2 separate regions of the Homo sapiens genome follow, and region 1 is linked to region 2. Evidence: chromatin loops called from intact Hi-C (ENCODE). Cell type or tissue: dorsolateral prefrontal cortex. All regions are shown on one strand. Each heading gives the region's core, and the rest is flanking DNA. Links, peaks and the distances in the headings are about the cores only. Region 1 has its middle 71 kb from the start of CTD-2154B17.1. Region 2 overlaps CTNND2 (catenin delta 2).

Evidence for each region. Peaks named below come from ENCODE experiments on the same cell type or tissue, not always from the same donor. Only the 100,000 strongest peaks of a DNase experiment are listed, where the experiment ranks them.
Region 1: a loop joins it to region 2, with 6 times the contacts of the local background. A loop is called at or near these places in 2 of 110 quality-filtered maps.

The regions. Positions count from the first base shown.
Region 1 is chr5:10,856,110-10,859,030 of GRCh38, forward strand. No RefSeq gene overlaps it. Among named protein-coding and RNA genes, the nearest start is that of CTD-2154B17.1, 71 kb to the left of the region's middle. In dorsolateral prefrontal cortex, for the core only: CTCF peaks have their summits at 1,087 (motif pointing right) and 1,290; DNase peaks (open chromatin) are centred at 1,122 and 1,523; H3K4me3 peaks cover 1,097 bases; H3K27ac peaks cover 1,124 bases.
Region 2 is chr5:11,718,688-11,721,608 of GRCh38, forward strand. The region is part of intron 2 of CTNND2 (catenin delta 2); the gene reads right to left. Among named protein-coding and RNA genes, the nearest start is that of CTNND2, 180 kb to the right of the region's middle. In dorsolateral prefrontal cortex, for the core only: a CTCF peak has its summit at 1,406 (motif pointing left); a DNase peak (open chromatin) is centred at 1,384.

The DNA of each region.
Region 1 (2,921 bases), core at 138-2,637, 860 kb before region 2:
TAATCTTTAATGTGCATGTGGAGAGCTTATTTAAACGCCTCTTCCTGGGCCTAACTCCAGAAGAGTCTGGTCCCGAGAACTGGCATTTCTAATCAGCTCCCAGGTGCTGCTGCTGCATTTTGAGACTTACTGGCCTAAGCTCTGTGGATTAATGGGATCTTGTCGGGTCGGGGCAGGCCTGGTGACCGAGAGGACAAGCACACCAGAGGTCCACAGACATTTGTTTGCATGTGGGATTTTTGAGGCTGGGCAGAGAATGTAAGGAGTGTGTGTGCAGGGTTGGGAGTTGGTAGGAGATGAAGAATCTGTTGTGGTGTTTTCAAAGGTGGATTCCTGGGCCCAGTCCCCTGGCCTGTGTCTAAGCTCTTAGGAGTGAACAGTTGTGGGTAGAAGCCTAAGGAATTGTTTATCTCGAGATCTTTTTGAGATGGAGGGGTCCCAAAAGCCATTCCATTAGGCAGAAGAGGCAAAGCTTGACTAAGAGAAGAAAATTCTCACATGTGTGTGCCTGCACCTGTCACTGCATGTATGTGTGCGCCTGCACCTGTCACTGCATGTATGTGTGCATATGCAGTCATGTACATATGTGTGCCTGCATACATGCACCAGAGCACGTGCATGTGTGGCCCCAGGCTTGCTGAGTGCTTTCTGCTTTACTTGGGCAAGGCAGAGCCACCACCAGCTGCAGTGGCTTCCCACACAAAAGCTGAGATAGCCCCACCCTGACACACACATGTGAGTCGTCTCTATTTGAATTCTTCCCTCTGTTGTGCAGCAATCTATTTTTGTATGAGAGCCCTAGACTCATTTGTGGTTCCCGAAAATTTGGGGTTTGCTGTTTCCAGCCTTCCTCTCCTGCAGCGCAGCCGCTGTGCCTGTGTTTCATCTCCCTCTGCCTTTGCCCTGCCGATGACACAGAGGGAAGCTTAGAATTCTCCCTGCTTTGTGGTTCTATTCACCTCTGTGATCAGTTGTTTTGTGGCTATAGTTACTCTACTTTGCAGAAAGGGGATTTGAATTCTTTGGATTCTTTGTTCACAAACAAACCAGTGCCAGAGCCACTGCCTCTTCGCCGCCTGCAAAGTGCGCTGCGCTGCCTGCCAGCAGGGGGCGGGGGTCCATCCTCGTTTCTATCAGATTCCCGGACACGCTGCAAGCTCCGGGGTCCGTCCCTGTGTGTGCCTTCCTCTTTTGTACAAGTTACAAAGGAGGGGCTTAGGTTCAGGGTCGACTTAATCGCATTCCTGTCCCTGGCACATCCCCATTAGCCCTCTGAGATGCTGCTACCGCTACCTTTTCTGTAGTTTTGTCCTTCCTTGCAGCCCCCTCTCCATGTCCCCATCCTCCATTGGTACCTACTCGAACATATTCAACAAGTGTTTGTACCTGCGGGAGATGGGAATGGAGCCCCACCTGGACCCCCTTGCCAGGTGGTGAACCTGACACTCTGCAGCCCTGAGCGTTGGCTGCAGACAGCTCACAGCTGCGGGGGCTGGGGATGGTGACGGCCGCTCTTGCTGAAGGGAGCTGCCAGGCTGAGACTTTGCACACCGCTGGGTGCGGGGGAGTCCCCAAGCCAGTGCTTGTCTGATAGAGGGGACAAAAGGCCAGTCCCCTTACCTCAAGGCGAAGTCCAAGCTGGGATGCGTCAGAGCTCCAGGGGATCTTTCTAGACTTTCTCCAAACCCTTGTTCTCGCTGAGCTGCAGCCTCGCACTATTCTGGGTCCCTCCCTTACCTCCGTTCTCCTGGAAGCTTCCCTTAGCGCATCACACACACCCAAATCCCATCTCAGACTGTGTCTCTGGGGACTTGCATGAAGATGGGATCTGTGTAGAATGTGTAGACTTGTGTGTGTGCACTTGTGCCCGTGTGTGCTTAACACAGCCCCCCATGGACTGTGGATGCCTACTGGAATGATATCCTGGGCACCCACACTCTTCCCTTAAGCACCGTCTGTCTGGGCTCTATCCCTGGCACGATCCATTCATCCAGCCCGCTGCCTCTTCCTACCCATATGTATTCCAGAGGGTGCTACCACATCCTATGCAGCCACTTCTCTAGTGACGACCACTTAGGTGGCCTCTTCCTCTACATCCTCAATGGGCATCCTTGTGCATGGACCCTTGGACTCATGTCTCAGAATCTCCACATGGCCCCTGGGAGTGGGTCTGAGTGATGGGTGTGTGCAAACTTAGCTTCCCAGAGTCCTGCAGATTGCTTCCCAGGGTGCACTCATAGCCCAACAACAGCACACAAGTGTCCAGTTCCCCCACATCCTCTCCTGCGGCAGGGAGGGGCCTGCCTTCCCCTGTGTGCTGTTCTGATGTTAATTTTTCGTTCTGATATTTTTCTGTTCATTGCTAGTGACTTTTAGCATCTCTGCATGTTGGGTGTTGGCACTTCCCCTTTTGCAAACCATCTACTAACTTTTTGTAAAAGATTTATTAATTTTAGATGCTCTGTTTATTCTAGACGTGAATCCCTCGTTTTATACAATGGAAATATCTTCTCTAAGCAGGCTGTCTCTTTCCTTGTTGTTGGCATCCTCTTTCAGCAGAAATCCTTCAGAGTTGCTGCCTTATGCTCTCATCGTTGTATGGAGGTTCTGATAAGACAGCTCATTTCTATTTCACCTGTCTTTTGCTGCAGTCCTCCAGCCAGGACTCAGGTATGAGTCCACAGGGGGCTGTGTTAAAGGACACCGAATTACAGAGACCATCTTCACACAAAATCATGCTTCCCTTTCGTCCTGACCCATAAACCCTACTTTTGCTCCCTGGCCTCTCTTCTGTGAGTGGGAGTGCTTTTTCTAGAGCTTTTCCATTTTTCAGGCAGAGAGACCCCAGATGGGCCATCTCACTAAACCCTGGAGGTGCCGAGACTCACTTGAGCCGCACAGAAAACACATGTCAGCATGCC
Region 2 (2,921 bases), core at 102-2,601:
CATGTTGAAGTGTTATCAAGGAGCTTTGAAACGCCTCCTGCACTCTCTCTCCAGCGGATTTATAGACCATCTCATGTAATAATCTGTCAATAAGTTAAATTCTGAAAGCTCATTTATTATTATTTTTTCTCTACCAAATATCCTCTCCTCTCTCCATATTTCCTTAGTGACTAAAGAAACTCCAGATTCACCATTGGATTTCCTGATTTAATCCCCAGCTTGAGACTGCATAGTCTTTACTGCTTAATTGTCTAAGAGAGATGGCAAAGAGTAATTCATCAAGCTGATATCAACTGAGGAGCACAGATTTCCATGGGCATCCTAATAAACTAATATGTGTTTGTAAAATGTGTGTTATTATATGCATACATTCCATTACAACACTGAGAGCTAACTGTCTTCATTTTATCAGATAATTAAAATCAGTTTCAGAAATGTTACATAACCAAGGCCGTTCAGTAAGAAAATGCTGGAGGAATCTGAAGTAAGTCTACTGATTCCAAATGTATCACTTTTTCCATCATGCAGAATATTAGCCCACACTCTATGGCCACTTATGAATCAGTCCTTAAAACAAGATGGCATACTTCTCCTTCAGAAGCGAGTGTCACGTAGCTTACTCTGTGTCATGGCAGAAGCCATGAAAATTACCTTATCCTTAAAATAGATTACAGCCCAGTAGTACTGAGTGACTTTCCCCCTAATTAACAAAGATAATCAGATGTCCCACCTCAAGTCCTTACCTAGACTTGTGGTGGAGACAATGGTTCCTAACGCTACATAATAAATTGTCTGTTGTTATAGATACTACATATTTACAAAGTATGGATATCTCAGACCACAGAGGAAAGATTCTTAGCAGGAACAACAACAACAAAACTATATTTAAATGTTGTCAAGATTAAAAAATAATATGCAATATTTATCCTTAGCGATGAAATACTAATAAGTAGATTTTACTAGCTAACAAGTTATATGTCAGAGTTTAACAACATCTATGATTTGGAGAAGACCTTAGTTCATTTAGTTAAATCTTCACTCTAATTTAAGTCCCTCACAGATATTCATTCAGATTCTCCTTGCTTAATTCTAACATCTAGGACTTCGCTACTTCTCTCTTTGAATTTGTGGGTAGCTCTGACATATACACACACACACACACACACACACACACACACACACACACACACCACAGATCCTTTCCAACTTTTTTCGTACCCTAGTATCCTATGTTTCATATGGTAGTTAGAAAAGGATAATATATTTTGAGCATGCTGTGCAAGGCAATGGACGAAGCCAGTGCAAAGAGCTTACCCAGCCACACCCCAGGCTAAAAAGAATTGCATCTCAGCACATTTACTGACAAGCGATGGTACATCTCTGTGCTGCCACCCACTGGTCAAAAGGTCTGTCATTGATTACTGTTTGTCAGTGAATTTCCCAAAGAGACAGCAGCAACTGGCCGTACTTGAGAGTACTTCCCTAAATTTGTCATTTGCTGGCATCTTTGAGACCATTTTTTCCATTAAAAAAAAGTCTACCTTATGAACACATCCCAGAGGCAGATCTGCAGTGAAACTTGCCATTGTCACTAGCAATGTAAACCCCAAACCTATTTGTTCCTTCCAAATATATGGGGGGCTACTTAAGTCTTTGAGTTATTCCTTTCAGGCTTAAAGTTCCTCAAGTTTGTAACTGAGATTCATATCTGGCACAAGACAGAGACCTGCCTCTCCTAAATTTTGACGCTTTATCCTAAGCTCTTCTCAGTTGTACAACAGTTATTGAACAAAAGTTTGGTTCTTCTTTTGCATAACCATATTTGAAGACAGCTCCTACAGCCCCCCTTCCTGTCTCACCCGACCACCCACAATTTGCAAGCCAAGCATCATTGATTTTCCCACCTGCAACATATGTAACTTGGTTTCTATATTCTTCACAGGTGTGGGTATGCTGCCGCGACTCATGTTTGGGAGCTTATTTTGTCTACTGACTAAATATATTGCTAATATTTTTAAATATAATATTTACATATTTTAAAATGTGTTGTTGGTCTGCCATGGAATTTTTTTGATGTTCTTAGGCTCTGGTCTAGCAGTTCATTTCAGTGTTACCTCAGCTCACTATTCTGCCTATAGTCAAAAAAGTCAGAAAACATCAAGTGTTGGCAAGGATGTGAAGATATTGTAATCCTCATAAAATACAGAAACAGCCTGGCGGTTCTTCAGAATGTTAACCTAGTGTTGTCATGTGACCCAGCATTTCCACTCTTAGGTTTTTATTACCCAAGGGAAATAAAAACATATGTCCACACAAACTTGTACACAAATATTCACAGCAACACTATTCCCAATAGACAACAAGTGAACACAACCCAAATGGCCATCAATGAATGACTGCATAAATGAAATGAGGTGTATCCATACAGTGGAATATTATTTGGCAGTAAAAAGTAATGAAATCCCGATGCATGCCACAACATGAATGAAACTTGAAACATTATGATAAGCAATATAAGCCCTTTAGAAAAGACCATATATTTATAATTCCATTTACATAAAACAATCAGAATAAGAAAATCTGCAGAAGCAGAAAGTATAATAGTGGTTTCCTGGAGTGACTGTGACTATACCAAAACCACATAAAAAAGGGAACAGTATGGTATGTGAGTAAATCTCAATAAGCTGTTTTTTTTTAAATTCACCCCAGGCTACATAGAATCGTAAGACTTAGAAGTAGAGAAAATGGTCTAACATGACTGATTTTTTATAAACATGGAAAAAATGAGTGAATTGGTTATCTACTGCTGTGTAACAAACCACCTCAAGATTTACTGACTTGAAATTACAACCACCATCTGCTTTGGTCCTCTATCTCCAAATATCAATGAGGACAGATGGCCTCTGCTTCACACAGCATTA